2 separate regions of the Homo sapiens genome follow, and region 1 is linked to region 2. Evidence: chromatin loops called from intact Hi-C (ENCODE). Cell type or tissue: PC-9. All regions are shown on one strand. Links, peaks and the distances in the headings refer to the core of each region. The heading gives the core; the rest is flanking DNA. Region 1 has its middle 5.0 kb from the start of PLAAT2. Region 2 overlaps LGALS12 (galectin 12).

Region 1 (7,650 bases), core at 3,456-5,955, 52 kb before region 2:
CTCTGTTCTTTCTCTCTTTTCCTTCCTTCCTTCCCTTCCTTCCTCTCTTTCTTTCTTCCTTTCTTTCTCTCTTTCTTTCGTTTCTTCCTTTCTTTCTCTCTTTCTCTCTTCCTTCCTTCCTTCCCCTCCCTCCTTCTCTCCCTCCCTCCTTCCTTCCTTCCTCTCTCTGTCTTTCTTCTATCTTTCTTTCTCTCTTTCTCTTTCTTCCTTCCCCTCCCTCCCTCCCTTCCTCCTCCTTTCTTTCTTTTTCTTTCTTTCTTTTCCTTTCTTTGTTTCTTCCTTCCTTTCTTTCTCTTTCTTTCTTTCTTTCTTTTCCTTTCTTTGTTTCTTCCTTTCTTTCTCTCTTTCTTTCTTTTGCTCTCTCTTTCTTTCTTTTCTTTTCCCCTCCCCTCTCCTCTTTTCTTCTCTCCTCTCCTCTCCTTCCTTTCCTTTCTTCCTTTTTTTTTTGAGATAGAGTCTCACTCTGTCACCCCGGCTGGAGTGTAGTGGTGGGATCTCGGCTTACTGCAACCTCTGCCTCCTGGGTTCAAGCAATTCTCCTGCCTCAGCCTCCTGAGTAGCTGGGATTATGGGTGTGTGCCACCATGCTTGGCTAATTTTTCTATTTTTAGTAGAGATGGGGTTTCACCAAGTTGGCCAGGCTAATCTTGAACTCTTGACCTCAGGTGATCTGCCTGCCTCGGCCTCCCAAAGTGTTGGGATTACAGGCATGAGCCGCCACACCCTGCCAAAAGACCCATCTTTCAATACTGCCACATTTGGGATTAAGTTTCAACATGAAGTTTGGAGAGGACAAACATCATCATAGTGGGAGATCTAAATACACCTTTCTAAGGAACTGATGAATGAAGGAAACATAGAAGTCTATAAAGACATAGAAAATTTACCAACAAGCTTACTTAATGACCATATATAATATAATTGTGAAATACAGATTCTTTTCAACTGCACACATGGAATATTTATGAGAGTCTTAAAGCAAGCCAACAAATTTTAGATTAGTAACGTAGAAATAATCTTCTTTAACCGTAAAGCAATTAATTCAGGAATCAATAGCGAGAGATAACCAGAAAAACCCTATACTTTCAGGAATTTTAGAATATACTGCTAGATACATTATGAGTCAAAAAAAGAAAACTAATGGGAGTTAGATAATATTTAGAGCTGAATGATAACAAAAATACTAGATACCAATATTTGGACCATGCAGCTAAAGGGGTGCTTAGAAAAAATTTTGTAGCATAAATCCTTACATTAAGAAAGGAAAAGGTGACTTGGCATGGTGGCTTATGCCTGTAATCCCAGCACTTTGCAAGGCTGAGGTGGGAGGATCGCTTGAGGCTAGGAATTCAATACTAGCCTGGAGAAAAGAAAAGAAAAAGAGAAAGAAAGCAAAAGAAGAAGAGAAAAAGAAAGAAAGGAAGGAGAGGTGCAAGTTAAGGAGTTAATTATCCAATTTAAGAAGACAGAAAAAGGGGAAGACAATACAAAGATATGAGCAAAAATAAATGAAGAAAAACAAGCATATAAAAGAGAGAAGGCACAGCAAATGATTTAGGAGTAAAAAAGAGACCACAACTATAGATGCTGCAGAGATTAAACCAGCAAAAACAAATATTGATAAATAATTATAAAAAATTGGAAAATTTTGATGGAATTGATATATTCCAAGAAAAATGTCATCAAAATTGAACCAAGAAAATATTTAAAAATCTAAGCAGTCCTTTGCTCATTAAAGGATAAATCAGTAGTTAACACTTTTTCTACAAAGAAATGGTGTGCCTGGATGGTCGTGTAGGTGAGTTTTACCAAGGATTATGGTAACAAATGAGTGAGACCTCTATGGAGAAAATATTGAAGGACATTAAAGAAGACCTCATAAATGGAGAGAGATATATCATTAATGGATAGGAAGCCTCAATGGCATAAGTATGTCAGTTTCTTTCAAAACTCACCTATGGATTCAATGTGATTCCAAACCAAATCCCAACAAGGTCTTTCCTGGAATTGGAAGCCAGATTCTGAAATGTATTTGGAAAAGTAAAGAGGCAGGGTTAGCTATTTCATTAACAAAGAAGGAACATCAGGCAGGGAGACTTGTGTTATTATTAAGGCTTATTATAAATTATTATTGTGATCAAGATAGTGTATTTTTGGTGTAGAGATAGTTAAATTGGCCAATGGATTGAGCCAAATTTCCAAAACAGACCCACAAATAAATGAAACTCTAATTTACAACAGAGACAGTACTGCAGATCATGGGGGGAAAGGATGAACTATTGAGGGATTGGCAAACTTTTTTGGTAAGGGCTAGACAGCCTTACGTGGTGTTCACAGTGTCTGTTGTAGTTAGTCACCTCTGCTGTGGTATTGTAAGAGCAGCTATAGACAATACTGTACGTGAACAAATGATCATGGATATGTTCTAATAAAACTTTATGTGCATTGAGATTTAAATTTCATATAATTTTCATGGGTCATGAGTTATTAGCTTTCTTTTTGTTTTTCTCAGCCATTTAAAATGCAGAAACCATTATTAGCTACTGGGCTGTACAAAAACGGGCAAAGGAGACCAGGCATGGTGGTTCACACCTATAATCCCAGCACTTTGGGAGGCAGAGGCAGGAGGATTATTTGAACTGGGCAACATAGTGACACCCAGTGTCTATTACAAACAAAACAAAAACAGATGAAGGCCTGCATTTGCCTGTAGGCTATAGTTTGTTGATCCCTAACTAGTAAATGGTATTCACATATAACCACATGGACTTTGCACTGCACAGAAAAAGTCAGTTTGGGGAGAATTTCAGACTTACATGTGAAGGACAGATGTCAATTTTTATTTTTATTTTATTTTTGAGACAGAGTCTCGCTCTGTTGCCCAGGCTGGAGTGCAGTGGCATGATCTTGGCTCACTGCAACCTCTGCCCCCTGGGTTCAAGCAATTCTTGTGTCTCAGCCTCCTGAGTAGCTGGGATTACAGGCGTGCACCACCACGCCTGGCTAATTTTTGTATTTTTTAGTAGAGATGGGTTTCACCATGTTGGCCAGGCTGGTCTTGAACTCCTGACCTCAGGTGATCCACCCACCTCAGCCTCCCAAAGTGCTGGGATTACAGGTGTGAGCCACCGTGCCTGGCCAAATGTCAATTTTTAGAAGCAAATACAGGAGAACATCTTTATGACCTTACTGTAGTTCATAAGCACAAAAAATAAAGACAAAAAGTAAGGTACAAAGAGATAAATTTCATTACATTAGATAAGAACATCTGTTTATCAAAACATACTATGGAGAGTATTAACAGTAACCTGTTCAGTAATGGTGACACACTGGGAACACCCCTAATATGGTTTGGCGGTGGTCCCCACCCAAAATCTCATCTTGAATTGTAATTCCCACGTGTCAAAGGCAGGACCAGGTGGAGGTAATGGGATCGTGGGGGTGGTTCCCCCATGCTGTTCTAATGATGGTACGTGAATCTTGTGAGATCTTATTTTTATTTATTTATTTATTTATTTTTGAGATGGAGTCTTGCCCTGTCACCAGGCTAGAGTGCAGTGGTGCGATCTTGGCTCACTGCAACCTCCGCCTCCCGGGTTCAAGCGATTCTGATGACTCAGCCTCCTGAGTAGCTGGGACTACAGACTTGCACCACCAAACCCAGCTAATTTTTGTATTTTTAGTAGAGATGGGGTTTCACTATGTGGGTCAGGATGGTCTTGATCTCTTGACCTCGTGATCCGCCTGCCTCGGCCTCCCAAAGTGCTGGGATTACAGGCGTGAGCCACCGCACCCGGCCAATCTGGTGGTTTTATAAGAATCTGGCATTTCCCCTGCTTGCACTCACTCCATCCTGCTGCCCTGTGAAGAAGGTGCCTGCTTCTCCTTTGCCTTCTGTCATGACTGTAAGTTTCCTGAGGCCCCCCAGCAATGTGGAAGTGTGGGTCAATTAAACCTCTTTCCTTTATAAATTACCCAGTCTTGGGTATTTCTTCATAGCAGTGTGAGAATGGACTATATACAACCTCCAGTGATTGTTGACAGGAGTCAGGATAAGTAAACTGTGGCACATTCCCATTTGCCACATGGGAGTACCATGCAAATGAATGAATAGCTATGGCCAATCAACATGGGTATGAAACCTAATATTGAACCAAAAATATTGTTATGGAATGCTTGATGTTTGATTCTACTTTTACAAACTTTAAAAATTATAAACTAAATGTATATTGTTAAGGATTACATTTATATATTATTAAGGGATGTGTTTATAAAAAAATTTAAAAATCAATAGGACAATAGAGACAAAATTCAGGAGAGTGGCTACAACTGCATTAGGAGGAAGAGGAACACAGGGTTAATTTTTTTGGTAATAGCTTCACTGAGGTATAATTTACATACTGTTGACGGTGATTGTGAGACCTCTGTTCTTGTCTTCTTGGTTAAAATAATTTTAACAAGAGACACAACCATAGAGGAACAACAGAAAGCAATGTATTGCAAAAGAGAAAGAACACTCTGAAAGCTGAGTGTAAAAAGAAACAGCTGAAAGTAATTTAGTGCAAAGATAAAACTCTGAAAGATACACTCTGAAAGGTACACTCTGAAAGATAAGTCAGAGTGGGCTGATCAAGAGTGAGTCAGCAAAGACTGGCTCTGAGGGAACTCCCTTTATGAGAGTCTTATGTGATTATTCATAGTGGGTGGGAAGAGGTGTGTTCCTAGTAATCATGTTCTGGGTGGTCCTCTGGGTGCACATGAGCAGTTGCTGTACATGCTTGTTCATACATTGCATGTCTCATTGCCGTCTTAAATCTCTACCCAGGGGTGTGTTTTTTACTATTATAATGAGCAAAGGGTCATTCTGAGGACAAGCAAAGTGAAAATGCACATGCTCTCTACAGGGGAAAGTCCCCAGTGAAGGTAGTTCTGCTTGGATGAGCTTGATTACAATGTGAGTGCTGAGGTTTGTTGTGTTGTTGGTGCGGTTGCTATGTCCCAATGAACATGGTTACAGGGCTCATTGTGCTGTTGACAGTGTGGTTGCCATGTCCCAAGGACGTGGTCATCTCCTTGACTATCTATCCTGCCTCAGTACCATATAGTTCACTTACTAAAGTATATAATTCGATGCCCTTTAGCATGTTCACAGTCATGAAACTATTACCACAATCAACTTTAAAACCTTCTCATCACCTAAAAAGAAACACAACCTGAATCCCCTAGCCCTTCCATCCCTAAATAATCATTACAATCATGAATTTGCTTTATGTCTCTGTGTGTTTTCCCATTCTTGACAGTTCAAATAAATGGAATCATATACTATATGGCTTTTGTGACCAGCTTCTTTCACTTATCATGTTTTCAAGCTTCCTCTATATTTTAGCATGTATCAGTACTTCCTTTTTATGGCTGAATAATATCACATCATACGAATATACCACATTTCGTCATTTATTCGTCAGTTGATGAACACTTGGGTGTCACCTTTTGGCAATTATGAATAATGCTGAGTATTAGTCAGGGTTCTTCAGAGAAACAGAACCAATGGGAGGTTATCTATCCATCAAGATTTCTTTTTTTTTTTTTTTTGAGATGGAGTCTCGCTCTGTCACCTCTGCTGGAGTGCAGTGGCGCCATCTTGGCTCACTTCAAGCCCCGCCTCCCGGGTTCATGCAGTTCTCCTGCCTCAGCTTCCGGAGTAGGTGGGACTACAGGTGCCCACCACCACGCCCAGCTAATTGTTTTTTTTTGTATTTTTTAGTAGAGACGGGGTTTCACCGAGTTAGCCAGGATGGTCTCAATCTCCTGACCTCGTGATCCGCCCGCCTCGGCCTCCCAAAGTGCTGGGATTACAGGCGTGAGCCACCATGCCCGGCCCCATCAAGATTTCTTACAAAAAATTAGCTGCTGCAGCAATCACAGAGGCTGAGAAGTCCCACCATCTGCTGTTTGCAGGCTAGAGACCCTGGAGACTCAGGAAAGGCAGTGGTATCATTCCGTCTGCGTCAAAAGACCTGGGAATCCAGGGAGCCGATAGAGTAAATCCCAGTATGAGGGCAGAAGATGAGGTGAGCTATCTCAACACAAGTAGTGAGGCAGACGAAAAGGGGACGAATTTCTCATTCCTCTAGCTTTGTTCTAATCAAGCCCTCAACAGATTGATGCTCCCCACTCACATAAGGGAGGGTCATCTGCTTCACCCATTCCACCAATTCAAATGCTGATCTCATCTGGAAGCACCTCAACAGACATGCCCAGACATCACACAGCATCTGGGCACCCCATGGCCCTGTCGGATTGACACAACAAATTAACCACCACGGCTGCTATGAACATCTGTGGACAGGTTTTTGTGGGACACAGGGCTTATTTAAGAAATTGGTTATTTTCTATTTCTTCAACTAGGTTTATTGGTACCTGTTTTGTTATTATTTCTAGTGTTTTATACTTATGTTGCAATTATTCTTCTATATGGATATAAGATTTAATAAAATCCTTTATTTATTTATTTATTTATTTCTGAGACATAGTCTCACTCTGTAACCCAGGCTGGAGGGCAGTGGCGTGATCTTGGCTCACTGCAACCTCTGCATCCCAGGTTCAATAGATTCTCCTGCCTCAGCTTCCCGAGCAGCTGGACTACAGGCGTGCGCCACCAAGCCCAGCTAATTTTTGTATTTTTAGTAGAGACGGGGTTTTGCCATGTTGGCTAGGCTGGTCTCGAACTTCTGACCCAAGTGATTCACCCACCTTGGCCTCCAAAAGTGCTGGGATTACAGGCATCAGCCACTGTGCCCGGCCAAAGCCCATTAAAATTATATGTAGCCCAAGATATTCCTGGCATGTACATAGAAAGATAACATTGCCTCTAGAAAGGGGAACTGGGTTGCTGGAGGCTGGAGGCTGGAGGTGGGGAGAATGGAGGCTTATCTTTCCTTTTATAGCCTTTTATACAATTAAACAAACATAGAGAGCGTGCATGTGAACAAAAATGTAAGTATTCCAGGCTGTAGGCCTAGAGCTTACCAGCAGGCTGGGTGTGGCCTGCCCTACCCTGTTCTCTGTCAGTAGAACTTTGTCACCTTTCCTGCTCAGCATGAACAGTAGGGAGACAGCAGAATTCTCATTCCACTGGCCCTTGATTTGCAGACTCTCCTTTCCTATAGCTCCTGGACATAATTTCCTGACACTCTGAACAGCTTGGATTCGGTGAAAAGCCACAAGCCCCAGCATGAGTACAGTGATGTTCCTCCCCAACTCCGCCCTGCATGGTCTGGTTGGTCATTGTGCCAACCCACCTGAGATCCTTTCAGCAGACAGCACGTGGAAGTCCTCCTGCCCCAGGAAACAGGGGTGTGATGTGGTTGCAAGGGGAGGGCAGGCATAGGAAGAACTGAGATTGCTGGACTGGAGGTCAGCCCCTAAAAAGATGATCAGCAAGCCTGAGTGGGACCGGCCCAGAGGTCTCTGGACAATGGGGCAGGAGATAATTAGCCAAGCCAACCCTACTGTCTCCCTCCAGAAGGAATACTTTGAAGATTGTCCCACTGCAACTCAGAGGAGAATGGAGTGGAGGTGCTGAGAGAGGCCGTCTCCATGGGAGCAAGACCACATGACCACGTGAGCTGAGGGAGTAGCTGGTCATGC
Region 2 (14,424 bases), core at 9,214-11,713:
GGTGTATAAGAATGCTTGTGATTTTTGTACATTGATTTTGTATCCTGAGACTTTGCTGAAGTTGCTTATCAGCTTAAGGAGATTTTGGGCTGAGACGATGGGGTTTTCTAGATATACAATCATGTCATCTGCAAACATGGACAATTTGACTTCCTCTTTTCCTAATTGAATGCACTTTATTTCCTTCTCCTGCCTAATTGCCCTGGCCAGAACTTCCAACGCTATGTTGAATAGGAGTGGTGAGAGAGGGCATCCCTGTCTTGTGCCAGTTTTCAAAGGGAATGCTTCCAGTTTTTGCCCATTCAGGATGATATTGGCCATGCGTTTGTCATAGATAGCTCTTATTATTTTGAGATACGTCCCATCAATACCTAATTTATTGAGAATTTTTAGCATGAAGGTTGTTGAATTTTGTCAAAGGCCTCTTCTGCATCTATTGAGATAATCATGTGGTTTTTGTCTTTGGTTCTGTTTATATGCTGGATTACATTTATTGATTTGCATATGTTGAACCAGCCTTGCATCCCAGGGATGAAGCCCACTTGATCATGGTGGATAAGCTTTTTGATGTGTTGCTGGATTTGGTTTGCCAGTATTTTATTGAGGATTTTTGCATCGATGTCCATCAGGGATATTGGTCTAAAATTTTCTTTTTGTTGTTTCTTGGCCAGGCTTTGGTATCAGGATGATGCTGGCCTCATAAAATGAATTAGGGAGGATTTCCTCTTTTTCTATTGATTGGAATAGTTTCAGAAGGAATGGTACCAGCTCCTCCTTGTACCCATGTAGTACACATGGCCCTTGTGGCTCATGTGGCTTCTCCAGGTAAGAACACATCTTTTTGTTTCAATATCAGCCTTGACCTTAGAAGTATGAACCTTTGCTAAACCAGTACCAATAGTATGTTCTGATGAGCTGGTTATCTTTTCTTTGTGAAAATTAAAAACTATAGACCTATATTCTGTATGGGATGGAATTTGTTCTACATCAATTAAGTTTGATTTTTTTTGTAAGCCCTCTTGCATGGTCCAAATGTGCCAGGTGACATGAGAAATGAGAGGAGTTTCTTATAAGAGCTTTTGCATTCAACTGTAAAATGGCAACCCACTCTGGCTCCCCTCTTCACTATGGAGAGCTTTCTTCTTTCGCTTATTAAACTTTTACTTCAACCTCACCCTTTGGAGCCATGCTCCTTAATTTTCTTGGTCATGAGACAATGAACTCAGATAACACTTCAGACAATGAGACCATTGACCATTGACCTGTTTCACTGTGAGGAGTCATATAAGTCAATAAGCCCAACCCATGTACACAAAGCTTCCAATTAGCATTTTAGTGCCTCACTCTTGAATATAAACAAACCACTTGGCTGGGTGCAGTGGCTCACACCTGTAATCCCAGCACTTTGGGAGGCTGAGGCAGGCAGATCACCTGAGGTCAGGAGTTCAAGACCAGCCTGGGCAACATGGTGAAAACCCATCTCTTGCAAAAATACAAAAATTAGCCTGGCTTGATGGCATGTGCCTGTATTCCCAGCTACCCAGGAGGCTGAAGCAGGAGAATTGCTTGAACCCAGGAGGCAGAGGTTGCAGTGAGCTGAGATCATGCCACTGCACTCTAGCCTGAGTGACAGAGCGAGACTCCATCTCAAACAAACAAACAAAAACAACAAAAACACAAACAACTAAGGATTGCCAGGCATTTGAGGAAATCCTCTAATTTGAAAGATAGACAGCAAAATACACAAATAACTAACAAATAAGCTTCAAGAAAACAAAGAAAATATGGCAAGCAGAAGAAAATTTACAAAAGCATCATTTATTGTTGAGCACCCGATTCTGTTGCTGTTCGGGGTGCCACTATGTAAACCGTATGGACCTAGGGGGACTGAAGAAAGGGTGGGGGGGTCGAACGTGGAATAAAAGACAAGAGACAAAAGAGTATATTAGGAAGAAGGGGTCGGGGGCAACTTGCCTCTAGTGGACAAGGGCGCTGAGCTTTACACAGCCCTCCATATTTATTAGGCAAAAGAGATAGTGAAAAGGGGGGTGGAAAAAGGGGTCAGAGTAGGCTTGCAAGACTGCATTCCCTAGATCTCCCAGTAGATAACCTCAAGGAACTTGGTGCCAGGAAGCGATTGCCCTCAGCAAACATTGTGTCGGCAGGAGCAGTCGTGAGTTTGCTCACATCCTGCATTTATGATAAACAGTTTGCTGTTTGATCATATAGCCTCCAGTGGAATGCTGAGTTGGTCACATCCCACGGGTCTTCGGCTCCCTATAATTTATATCATGGAAGAGAGAAGAGAAAATATATTCAGGAAACAAGAACAGGAGGCTATAAAAAAAGAAATATTTAGCTGGGCATGGTGGCTCATGACTGGAATCTTAGCACTGTGGGAGCCTGAGGCAGGTGGATCACTTGAGGTCAGGAGTTTGAGACCAGCCTGGCTAACATAGCGATACCTCATCTCTACTAAAAATACAAAAATTAGCCAGGAGTGGTGGAGCACACCTGTAATTCCAGCTACTCAGGAGGCTGAGGCATAAGAATCACTTGAACCTGGGAGGTGGAGGCTGCAGTGAGCTGAGATTGCGCCACTGCATTCCAGCCTGGGTGACAGAGTTGAGACTCTCTCAAGAAAATATATATAAATAAAATTAAATTAAATTAAAAAAGAAACATTTAGGGAATAAGATAGTAGTTTTGGTTTTCTTGCTGAAAAATTGAAACTGAATCTGATCAAAACTCTAGATGAAAAGAAGTACAGGAGACAGTGGAGTATTTTAAACAATGCCCTAGGGATTAACCAGCAGAATTCAGACTCTGAGAAGCTCTATAAGGAAAAGTTATCAGTTTTATCCCCAACAATAAAATGTAAGAAAAAAAGAAAGGAAGATGGAATCTATGGATTAAAGACCTAGAGTACATATAAACAATTGATGACCTTGCACAGAAAAGAGACAATCCAGAATCTAAGGCTATGATAGTATTGATGGATGGATAAGTAAAATTATAAGCTAATTTATGAACTTAATGCAAGAACAGTAGTATCAGTAAATGAAATGCAGCAATGTATTCATTAAAAATTCATTTACTCCAGGAATTTAAGGAATTTAAAGATACTTATAGCATGAAATTAGAAAGCCTATTAATGTAATTTACCTCATTAACAGATTAGAAAAAATATGATCATATCAGTAAACGCAGAAGACAGACTTGACACTCACTCATGAAAAAAATGAAAGTGTATCTTAACAAACTAAGAAAAAATGAAAATCTCTTTACCCTAAAAATAGTATCTATTCCCAACCTATGATAATCATCATATTTAATAGTGAAATCTTAATTGCATTTCCCTGTGGTCAGGAACAGGTCAAGGATGCCTGCTAACCACACTGCTACTCAACAGTGTGCAAGAATTCTTGGCCAATGTCATATAATAAAGGAAGCATGAGGGAGAGAGGAAGGAAGCGAGGGAATGTGGTTGGGAGTGGGGGGAAGAGTGAGAGACAGAGAGGGAGAGGGAGATTGGAAAGGAAGAAATCAGAAATCATTATTTTTTGCAAGTGGTAAGATTACCTATCTGTTTGTTTGTTTATTTATTGAGACAGAGTCTTGCTCTGTCCCCCAGCCTGGAGTGCAGTGGTGTGATCTCGGCTCACTGCAACCTCTGCCTCCTGGGTTCAACAGATTTTTGTGCCTCAGCTTCCTGAGTAGGCAGGATTACAGGCATGTGCCACCATGCCCAGCTAATTTTTTGTATTTTTAGTAGAGACGGAGTTTCGCCATGTTGGCAAGGCTGGTTTCAAACTCCTGACCTCAAGCGATCCACCTGCCTCGGCCTCCCCAAGCGCTGGGATTACAGGTGTAAGCCACTGTGCCAGGGCAAGATTGTCTATTTGAACTAATAAAATATATATAATTTTAGCAAGTTTGCTAGGAACGAGATTAATATACATAAATCAGGTGCATTTTTGTACCAGTATCAAGTAAGTACAATTTTTTAAAAAGATAGCATTTACAAATCACACACAAAGCTATAAAGTGCCTAAGTATAAATCTAACAAAAGTTGTGCGATGCCCCAGTAAAAACAAACACACACATCTTATGTTACCAGAGCAACCCTGGAGACATAGCTGAGAAAGCTTGTTATTTTCTTAAACAGTAGATAACTAAGAAAGCTCATTGTTCTTCCTTAAACAGGTTTTTAAATCATTTTACCTACAGGTATGTTTGCTTAAGAGAACTTCAGATGGCCCAGGAGGCTGCTGGAGCCTCAGGACTCTTTGGCAATTACTAGAGGAAGATAAGGTCAGAGCAAGACCCCAGCAAACTGAGCTGGTGATGCCTTGTTACCTTCAGATCATTAACGTATCATTATAATGCTAAAGTCCTGTATTAGGCCACGCAGCTGATAAAGACATATCTGAGACTAGGCAATTTACAAAATAAAGAGGTTTAATTGGACTAATAGTTCCACATGGCTGGGGAAGCCTCACAATCATGGTGGAAGGCAAAGAGGAACAAGTCACATCTTACATGGATGGCAGAGGCAAAGAGATAAGTCGAAACTGAAGAAGACAGAAGTGCAAGAGAAAAATCCACTGCCTTCCAAAGAAATGATTGAACAGGAGAAGCAAGCTGGTGAATCGTAATGAGGCATGTGCTGCCAATATGCACTGTACATTCCACAAGCATTGCTTTCTTATTTTACTTATTTTAGCTGTTTAACTTTGTAAGATGCATAGAGGTTGGATCAAGTTTAAATGACTCTGCTGCCCCTTTCACACCAAAGAACTACTGACAATGAAGGCCAAGCCTGCCACTCCCATCTGACTTTCTGGCTGGCAGAAAAGGAAAGAACGTGCATGTTGGTGAAGGAAGAAGTGGGGTGGAAAAAGTGGGGTGGGACAACAATGAAATCTAGAGTAAAACCAAGCTGGCCCAAGGTGTCATGCAGCCTGTAATACTGTTTAATCAGAGTGCCATTTTTTTTTTGTTCAAATGATTTTAAGTATTGGAATGCAAAATTTTCAAAAATATGCAAATAGAAGTTTAAAAACTTTTTTAAAAAAAGGGGGGGACTCCTCTTTTTAAAACCATCAGATCTCAGGAGACTTATTCATTATCACGAGAACAGCCTGGGAAAGGCTTGCCCCCATGATTCAATTACCTCCCACTGCGTCCCTCCCACAACACATGGGAATTCAAGATGAGATTTGGGTGGGGACATAGCCAAACCATATCAAATCCCCACCCCTAGAAGAAAATTGCTGCCATTTTCTGAACATACCTCATATGAAGAAGCATGTTTATGATCTGTAACTGCACATCTGGAGTTCCTCCCTGTACATGCTTACATACATACCTCCCCGCCCCACATCTAATTCCTTAAAGTTCCCTGGATTCCATCACCTTCGGAAGGGGTTCTTTAGAAAAAGAGCTCACTCCTCCGTTCCTGACCAGCAATAAAATCTGCTTGCCTTTTTTTCCAATTGGATATTCTTTCTTGGCTATCAATACAAAGTAAGGAAAGAACTTGGTTTCCCAGTGACAGAAGGAAATAAAGGATGACCAAAATAAATTGAGGGATATACTGTATATATGATTGGGAAGAAGCAATGTAGAGATGCAAGCTCCTCTGTGCCCCTAAAAATCTATACACAGAATACATTTTAATAAAAATATCCTATAAAACATTTGTGGAAATTGAGGTTTATCTTCTTTTAAAAAATAATTTCAACTTTTATTTTAGATTCAGAGAGTACCTGTGCAGGTTTGTATATTGTGTAAAGCTGAGGTTTGGGGTGTGAATTATCCCGTCACTCAGGTAGTGAGCATAATACCCAATGGTTTTTCAACCCTTTCTCCCATTCCTTCCTTCTTTTCTCCCTCCAGTCTAGTAGTCCCCAGAGTCTATTGCCATCTCTTTGTCCATGACCACCCAATGTTTAGCTCCTACTTATAAGTGAGAATATATGGTATTTGGTTTTCTGTTCTTCTGTTAATTCACTAAGGATAATGGCCTCCAGCTGCATCTATGTTGCTGCAAAGGACATAGTTTCATTCTTTTTTATGACTGTGTAGTAATCCATGGTGTATATGCACCACATTTTCTTCATCCAATCCTCTGTTGACAGGCACCTAGGTTGATTCCATGTCTTTGCTATTGTGAATAGTGCTGCAATTAACATACAAGTCCGGCTGGGCATGGTGGCTCACGCCTGTAATCCCAGCACTTTGGGAGGCCGAGGTGGGCGGATCACGAGGTCAGGAGATCAAGACCATCCTGGCTAACATGGTGAAACCCTGTTCTACTAAAAAAAAAAAAATACAAAAAATTAGCCGGGCATGGTGGTGGATGCCTGTAGTCCCAGCTACTCGGGAGGCTGAGGCAGGAGAATGGCGTGAACCTGGGAGGTGGAGCTTGCAGTGAGCCAAGATCGTGCCACTGCACTCCAGCCTGGGTGACAGAGCAAGACACCGTCTCAAAAAAAAAAAAAAAATGCAAGTCCAAGTGTCTTTTTGGTAGAATGATTTTCTTTTGGATGTATACCCAGTAATGGGATTGCTGGATCAAATGGTAGTTCTGTTTTAAGTTCTTTGAGAAATCTCCAAAGTGCTTCTCACAGTGACTGAACTAATGTACATTCCCACCAACAGTGCATAAGCATTTTCTTTTCTCTGCAGGCTCACCAGCATCTGCTGTTTTTGACCTTTTAATAATAAACATCCTGACTGGTATGAGATGATATCCTCTTGTGGTTTTGAGTTGCATTTCTCTGACGATTAGTGATGATGAGCATTTTTTCATGTGTTTATTGGCCACTTGTATGTCTTCTTTTGAGACCTGTCTATCATGCCTTTTGTCCACTTTTGGATGGGGTTTTTTCTTGTTAAGCTCCTTATAGATTCAGGATATTAGACCTTTGTGGGATGTACACTTTGTGAATATACTATTTTTCTCTCATTCTGTGTGGTGTCTGTTTATTCTGTGGATAGTTTCTTTTGCTGCCCAGAAGCTCTTTAATTAGGTCCCACTTGCCAATTTTTGTTTTTGTTGCCATTGCTTCTGAGGACTTAGTCACAAATTCTTTTCCAAGATCAGGGTCCAGAATGGTGTTTCCTAGGTTTTCTTCTAGGATTCTTATAGTTCAAGGTCTTACTTTAAATCTTTAATCCATCTTGTGTTAACTTTTGTACATGGTGAATGGTAGAGGTCCAGCTTTAAAATGTGTTAGACTGGGTAACTTATAAACAACAAATTTATTGTTGACAGTTCTGGAGGCTGGAAAATTCAAGAGCAAAGCACTGGCAGATTTTGTTTCTGGTGAAGGCCTGCTTCCCATTTCATAAACGCCTGTTTTCTTGCTGTAATCTCACATGGTGGTAGGGGTGAGGGAGCTCTCTGGAGTCTCTTTTATTTTATTTATATATATATATTTTTTTTTTGAGACAGAGTCTGGCTCTGTCACACAGGCTGGAGTGCAGTGGTATGATGTTGGCTCAATGCAATCTCTGCCTCCCGGGTTCAAGCGATTCTCCTGCCTCAGCCTCCTGAGTAGCTGGGATTACGGGCGTGTGCCACCATGCGCAGCTAATTTTTGTGTTTTTAGTAGAAACGGGGTTTTGCCATGTTGGCCAGGCTGGTGTCGAACTCCTGACTTCAGGTGATCTGCCTGCCTTGGCCTCCCAAAGTGCTGGGATTACAGGCGTGAGCCACCTCGCCCGGCCTGGAGTCTCTTTTATAAGGGCACTAATCCCATTCATGAAGGCTCCACCTTCATGACCTAATCACCCTCCAAAGTCCCCACCTCCAAACACCATTTCCTTGGGTGCTAGGATTTCAACATATAAATTTTAGTTGGGAGGACACAAACATTCAGACCATGGCACATATATTACTGTATAATGTATACTATGCTATATATATGTATATATGGTATATATTATATACAGTTATATATAATTCTTAAATTATTTCTCATTTAATCTTGCTCTTTCCTTGGTGGTGGTCCTTCGTTTGTCTTGTCTGTACTTTTCGACTTGCAAGGTTCTTTGATTCCTCTCAAGCCTCCAGCTCCGATGTCCATCTTTATCTGGAAGCTCTAGTGTGCCTGTGTACTCTAGATAATGGTTTATGGTTAAGAGCCGCAAACTCTGCAGACAGAATCCCTGGGTTCTAATCCCATGACTTACTCACTGTGTGATCTTGGCAAATTAGCCTTTCTGTGCGTCAGTTTCTTATGTTATAAAATGAGGATATTAACAGCATCTACTTGTCTCAGAGACTGTGGCTATCCACCAAAATCCATTCTCCCTGTTTTTTATAGTAATAGAATAAAACTATTCTGTTATTTTATGACTACTCTATTTCATGTGGCTGGTCTTATGTGTCCCACTGAAGAACATTTCCAGCCTCCCTTGCAGGTAGTGTGACCGAGACTGAGTGCCTGCAGATGAAATGTGACTGTAGCTGGTGTGTGTCGGACCCATGTCTGGGGCTTATGATATCAGGTGGGTCTTGTCCACTGCCACTACTAGCCTTCTCAGTGGGTGAGGCCAAGATAGGGTGGCAGCTGAGCTTGGGCCACAGAGACAATGATGATGCCCTGGGGGTGGTGGAACAATGGCTAGGACAGACCCTGAATGTCTCCAGGGAGCAGAGCTGCCCTGCTAAGCTGGACCATTGTCTCTAGAATTGCTAGATGAGAACGAAATAAATAAATAACCTTATTTATTTATTTGACCACAAATAAATAAATAATAAAGAATAAATGACCACATTCTTTAAGCCATTGTATTTTGGAGTATCTTTGTTAGTCTACAACACTTGCCTCTGTGAGTGCAGTCCAGGCCCTGAAGGCAGATGGAGCCATATCCCAGGCTCCTGGTGGAGGAAGGTGCAGAGTTCGAGGAACCTTTGCACTCTTGTGCCTTCCCTCAGGCCCAAAGCTCCTGTAGACTCAGTCTCGTGACCCCAGAGGTGAACCAGGCCTGATGTGCTGGTGTCAGGTGGATGGTTTAATGAGGGGAGGAGAGTGGGGCCCTGGGAGTGGGCTGACCTTCTTGTTTTCTGGCGGTATTTCCCTGGAACCATCCTCAGGAGTGGACACAGTAGAGCTGGACACTTCCACTGATCCGGAGCTCCCGCAGCTGCTCCAGGGCCTGCTGGTTCATGCTGGTGGCCCCCAGCCCCTGCCCATTGAGCGCCAGCTTCAGCCCTCCCTCCTGGAACAGGAGCAGCACCTGGGAAAGGAGGACATGAGGGGGTTGCAGCTTCCAGCCAGACTTTCCCTTGTCTGCCTGACGCTCTCTCCAGTGAGACCCTCCTCCTCTCATAGGACACGAAGACTGGACCCAGGGGGCACCCAGTACAGTGCTGGAAAAGAACAGGATAAGGGGCCCGGCTTGTCACCAGCCCACTGTGGTCTTTGACAAGGATCTTCCCAGCCTTGGGCCTCAGTTTCACCACCTGTAACTGGGGCTGCTTCCTGTAGAGGAGTGGTTCTGCACGTCGGAATCATTAGGGGAGCTTTTTAATAAAGCTGATGCCTGGGCCCCCCCCCACCTGCATCAATTGAGTTTCTGGCCATGGGATCCCTGGCATCAGAGTGGAGCGTTGAGGACTGCTGTACAGACATTCGCTGTGCTCTGCTGGCTCTGGCCTCCCACCCCATAACATCTGTCCTGCACACCTGCCCCAGCATCTCCCAGGTCATTATGGGACTTCAGCTCTGTGCTCCAGCCTGAAGGGATGTAATCATTTGGCTCTGACCTACCTCAAAGAATCTCTGGGGGTAAAAGAGGAAGGGGGCTGAGATCAGTTTCTTCTGCCCCCAGCGGGAGATCCAGGCCAGAGTTCTGTCTGCGAAGGAGGCCCTGAGTGTCACAGGAGCATGGGCAGCCTGGTCCCTCAGGCTCACAGTAAAACTGCAGGAAGCAGGAGGAAGGAGAAGGAATCAGCGCCCATTGCCCATAGGCCGCTGCTCAGCCCCCAGGGGAAGGATGGAGGTCAGGGAGTGGATGGAAGGTTGAGCTGCTTCAGCCTCCAGAAACAAGCACTGAGGGCCTATGACAGCCTCATGGCTGAATGCTCAGAACAGTGGAAAGAACACGAGTTCTAGATGAACTTGAGATTGACCTCCAGGGTTGCCATCTATGACTACAGGAGGATGGGGGTGGGAGGGAAGTGTGTGAAAATTGCCTAGCCTGAGCTTCAGTTTCTCCTCCTGAAAATGGGGATGATTATGATGATGATAGCTACAGCTAACATTTATTGAATGCTAACTAAGTGCCAGGTATTATCTTAAATGTTTTCCAAACAGCATAGTGGTTAGAGTCAGGCAGTCCCGATTCAACCCTGGCTCTGCTACTTTCTAGTCCTGTGACCTTGGGCAAGACTCTTAATCTCTCTGTGCCTCAGTTTCCTCATCTGTAATGTGACGATAACATAACTGCCCTGTACCTGCCTGTGGCATTGTTGTAAGAATTAAATGAATACATAAAAAAATGCTTATTTAGAATAGCACCTGGAACGTAATAAGCATTCAGATGATACCTATTGTTTAAAAATATTGCTATATAATACAATCTCTACCTCATAGAGCCAAAAAAAAAAAGGAACAAAGGAGATAATGTATGTGAAAACTAGCAATTCCTAGCACACAGTAGGTGTTTTACAGAAGCTAGTTTGCCTTTCCTTAATCCTCACAAATTCTGTGCTGTGAGGTTTGTCAGCCCATTTAAGTGATGAGGACAAGAAGTTAAATGACTTCTCTGTTACTAGTAATAGTGGTAGGGCCTTAGGTTAGGATGTGAACTAGGATTCATGACTCTAGATTTGGGGGTGGGGGGATCTGGCACCTGCCTCTCAAATAGGGCAACCGGATTATATTATTTTTCTTTATTTTATTTTATTTTTTTGAGACAGAGTCTTGCTCTGTCACCAAGCTGGAGTGCAGTGGCACGATCTCGGCTCACTGCAACCTCTTCCTCCCAGGTTCAAGCAGTTCTCCTGCCTCAGCCTCCGGAGTAGCTGGGACTACAGGCGCATGCCCGCACCGCCCAGCTAATTTTTGTATTTTTAGTAGAGATGGGGTTTCACTATGTTGGCCAGGGTGGTCTCGATCTCTTGACCTTGTGATCTGCCCACCTTGGCCTCCCAAAGTGCTGGGATTACAGGCTTGAGCCACCGCGCCCGGCCCAGATTATTTTTATGTCTTGGGAACTTCCCAAGTTTCCTTCTTGAAGAGCTATGCTGGAGAAGGCGCGGCATCCTGATGGGATGCAGAGGCAGGTAAGGTAGGGGAAAAGGCCGCCCTGGACAGGCCTTTCAAGGGCTATTGGTAGATCCTTACAGGAGGAGGCCCCGTAAGTTTCCAACTTTGGGAAGGAGGTGGCCAGGGCCCAATGTTGGGAAGAAGCTTGGAAGGCAGGAACCCTGGAGAGTGGACTGCGTGGAGCCTCCAGCCCCACTATGGCTCCCCCTACCCCGTCCTGCCAGACAACACTGTGTCTTCCTCTGGCCTGCGAACTCCTGGTGAGGAGGCCTCAGTGTCTCCCTACCTCACCTTCATGCAGCTCAGCCCGCCAGATCACTGGATAATCATGAATCACTAGATGCCCACTAGATCACTGAATAATCACAAATCACCAGATGCCCAGTGAAGCTCTGTTGAAGCTCTTTGAGGCTGCAGTCATACACTCCCACTCAATAACGAGGAGGGAAGGGATGAGGTGAAGAAGGAGGGATAGATTTTCACTGCAGATGAATCCTGTGCCCTCCATCTCTTACTCTCTCTGCCCCATTCAAGCCATCAGTTGCTTTCACAAAATAGCAGCAGCTGCATTGGTTGCAGCCTCGCTAAATACCAGGTGCTGTGCTAAATCTTCATGTTGGTGGATCTCGGCTGAACTGGTGTATAGGAATGTTTTGTCTGGTCCATAGTATTCTTCAACTTTAATATAATATTCAAAAATTGAGAGAGTTTATATAAAAGATGGCTTCTATTTTTGCTTTAAAAATAGTCAGAAGATCTGGCATGACTGGGTGTATGGAGATACTCCTTCCCCTTTACCACCTTCCCAACTGGTTTCCTCACTATTTATGAGACCTGTCTGGCCTCTGAGGACACATGCATTCATGGCCCTTGGGAAACAGCAGTTACTTGCTGACTATGTCACTAGTAACCTTGTGACTTTGAGCTACAATATGAACCCGGTCTCATGCCTCCAAGTTTTGTGGGAAGAAGTGTTCCATCACTGAGCACTTTTCATTTTCCCTAGCAGGTTGGAATTATCATTCACCTTTTTCCGGTAGGGAAACTCAGACTCAGAGAGGTTTAGTGACTGGCCCACGACCGCACTGTTTATAAGAGACAAAACCAGGAATCCAACTCAGTCATGCCTGTCTTTGGAGGCCGAGGCCATCGAGTGCTGGGCTTCATGCCTGTCCCAGAATTCACAGGCATGATCGGCAGTGTGCAGGGCAAGGGTTTAGTGAGGTCAGTGACTTAAAAATAAAAACAAAATTAAGCAAGGAGAACATAGGGTGCTTTCCTTACTCTGCCCTCCCCTACCTCCACTGAGATGATTGCAGTAGTACCCACATTTGTGGACACTTACCATGTACCAGGCACTATTCTAAGTACCACCCCTAAAGTCGGCATTATTATCAACCCCCTCTATCTTTTTTTTTTTTTTTTGAGATGGAGTCTTGCTCTATTGCCCAGGCTGGAGTGCAGTGGCGCGATCTCGGATCACTGCAACCTCTGCCTCCCGGGTATAAGCGATTCTCCTGCCTCAGCCTCCTGAGTAGCTGGGATTACAGGCATGCGCCACCATGCCCGGCTAATTTTTCTATTTTCAGTAGAGTCAGGATTTCACCATGTTGGTCAGGCTGGTCTCCAACTCCTGACCTCGTGATCCACCCGCCTCGGCCTCCCAAAGTGCTGGGATTATAGGTGTGAGCCACCGCGCCCGGCCTATCATCCCCTTCTTACAGAGAGGAAAACAGAGGCACAGAGAGGAAAAGTATCTGTCCTAAGGTTGCACAAGTAGGTGTCCTGAGCACATGCCAACCCAGGCATTCTGGCCCAGAGAAGTCATAAACTCTAATGCGTTTCCTCAAGGCAGGCCGGCCAGTGGCTCCTGTCTAACTGGATTGGAGCCACAGGTCTGGGTTTGAAAGCACCATGTAGGAGAAGTTTGGTAATGTCCACTTAGTCACTGGGTCCCTCCAAGTCCTGGCTTCCAAATACCAGCCCTCTTCTCTGGGGCAGTCTGGCTGTATCTTTTGAACCACACATTGTGTTACCATAGGAAGCTACATGTTTGCTCTGGGCCTCAGCCTGCACCTACGAAGGGCCTTTCCTGGGGCCCCTTTCCTAGGACCTGGGACAAGAGGCTAGGCCTGACTAGATGTACCAGCAGGAATGATGCTCCCAGCAGTGGGGCTGTCGGTCCCAGTCCCAGCCTGACCTTCATAAGCTCTGCCAAATTGGGCCACTTCTCCTTTCTGCTCCTCTGTTTCCTCATCTGTAAAATGGGGATTAAATGGTGGTGCTAGGAGATTAAAAGAGATGATGTTTTATAGCATGTGACTGTCACAGAGAGGCTGCTCCCTCCCCTCCACTTAGATGCTGGATACTTACTGCTTCGGCTCTTGCAAGACCAGTCCCCGTACTATGATGACCTGCCCAGGCGAGAGACCCTGGGGAAGAGCATGTGAGCAGGGCACCTCCTGAAGGAACAAGGGAGGTATTGAGAAGTTGACTTCCAGGGGGACTGGGGAGGACCGCCCATCCCCGGGGGCCAGGGGAGCACTGGGGCAGGCATGTTCTGCCCAGGCCTGCCGCCAGGACACGCTGCTTATTTGTTAAGCACCTGGCCTCCTGTACTCTGTTATTGCCGAACACTTTCCCCGGCCTGTCCAGGCTGAGCTTGGCCTCTCTGTGTCCCGACCACCATGTCCTTCTCCCTTCACTGCATCCTTAACTGTAATTGCCATCTAGTGGTCTGTCCCCCACCAGCCTGTGAGCAACTGGACGGCTGGGACCAGCTTGTTCCTCTATCCTAGAGCCTGGCACCGGGCCTGGCACAGAGAAGTATCAAGTAATGATGTTCACAATAAGTGGAGAAAAGGTAAAATGAAGCTGGAGCTTCAGCCTGAAGCTGCCCAGCCCACCCACAGCCTGCAGCTTGCTATAAAGGAAGGGGAAATCATGCGGCTGGGGGCATAAGCTGCCTGGCCCACCCACAGCCTGCAGTTTTCTATAAAGGAAGGGGAAATCCTGAGGCTGGGGGCATGTCCTACCAGGCTGAGCTCATTAGCTGCTCACCCAGGCTGCGCCCCCAGCCCTGACAGAGCAGGAGGGAGGTTCACTCACCAGCCTGGGGCTCATCAGCAGGAAAGGCTG

Evidence for each region. Peaks named below come from ENCODE experiments on the same cell type or tissue, not always from the same donor. Only the 100,000 strongest peaks of a DNase experiment are listed, where the experiment ranks them.
Region 1: a loop joins it to region 2, with 1.8 times the contacts of the local background. A loop is called at or near these places in 6 of 110 quality-filtered maps.

The regions. Positions count from the first base shown.
Region 1 is chr11:63,564,548-63,572,197 of GRCh38, reverse strand. It overlaps a transcript of PLAAT2 not described here. Among named protein-coding and RNA genes, the nearest start is that of PLAAT2, 5.0 kb to the right of the region's middle. RefSeq lists enhancers at 4,544-4,633, 4,644-4,693 and a cis regulatory region at 4,486-5,013. In PC-9, for the core only: no CTCF peak of the experiment used is centred there; DNase peaks (open chromatin) are centred at 4,027 and 4,667; H3K4me3 peaks cover 1,088 bases; H3K27ac peaks cover 2,350 bases.
Region 2 is chr11:63,511,076-63,525,499 of GRCh38, reverse strand. It overlaps LGALS12 (galectin 12), which reads right to left. Exons shown (of 9, transcript NM_033101.4): 6 at 14,395-14,421; 7 at 13,660-13,748; 8 at 9,787-9,937; 9 at 8,728-9,253. The coding sequence ends at 9,107. It also overlaps the pseudogene TMSB4XP5. Among named protein-coding and RNA genes, the nearest start is that of LGALS12, 12 kb to the right of the region's middle. In PC-9, for the core only: no CTCF peak of the experiment used is centred there; no DNase peak of the experiment used is centred there.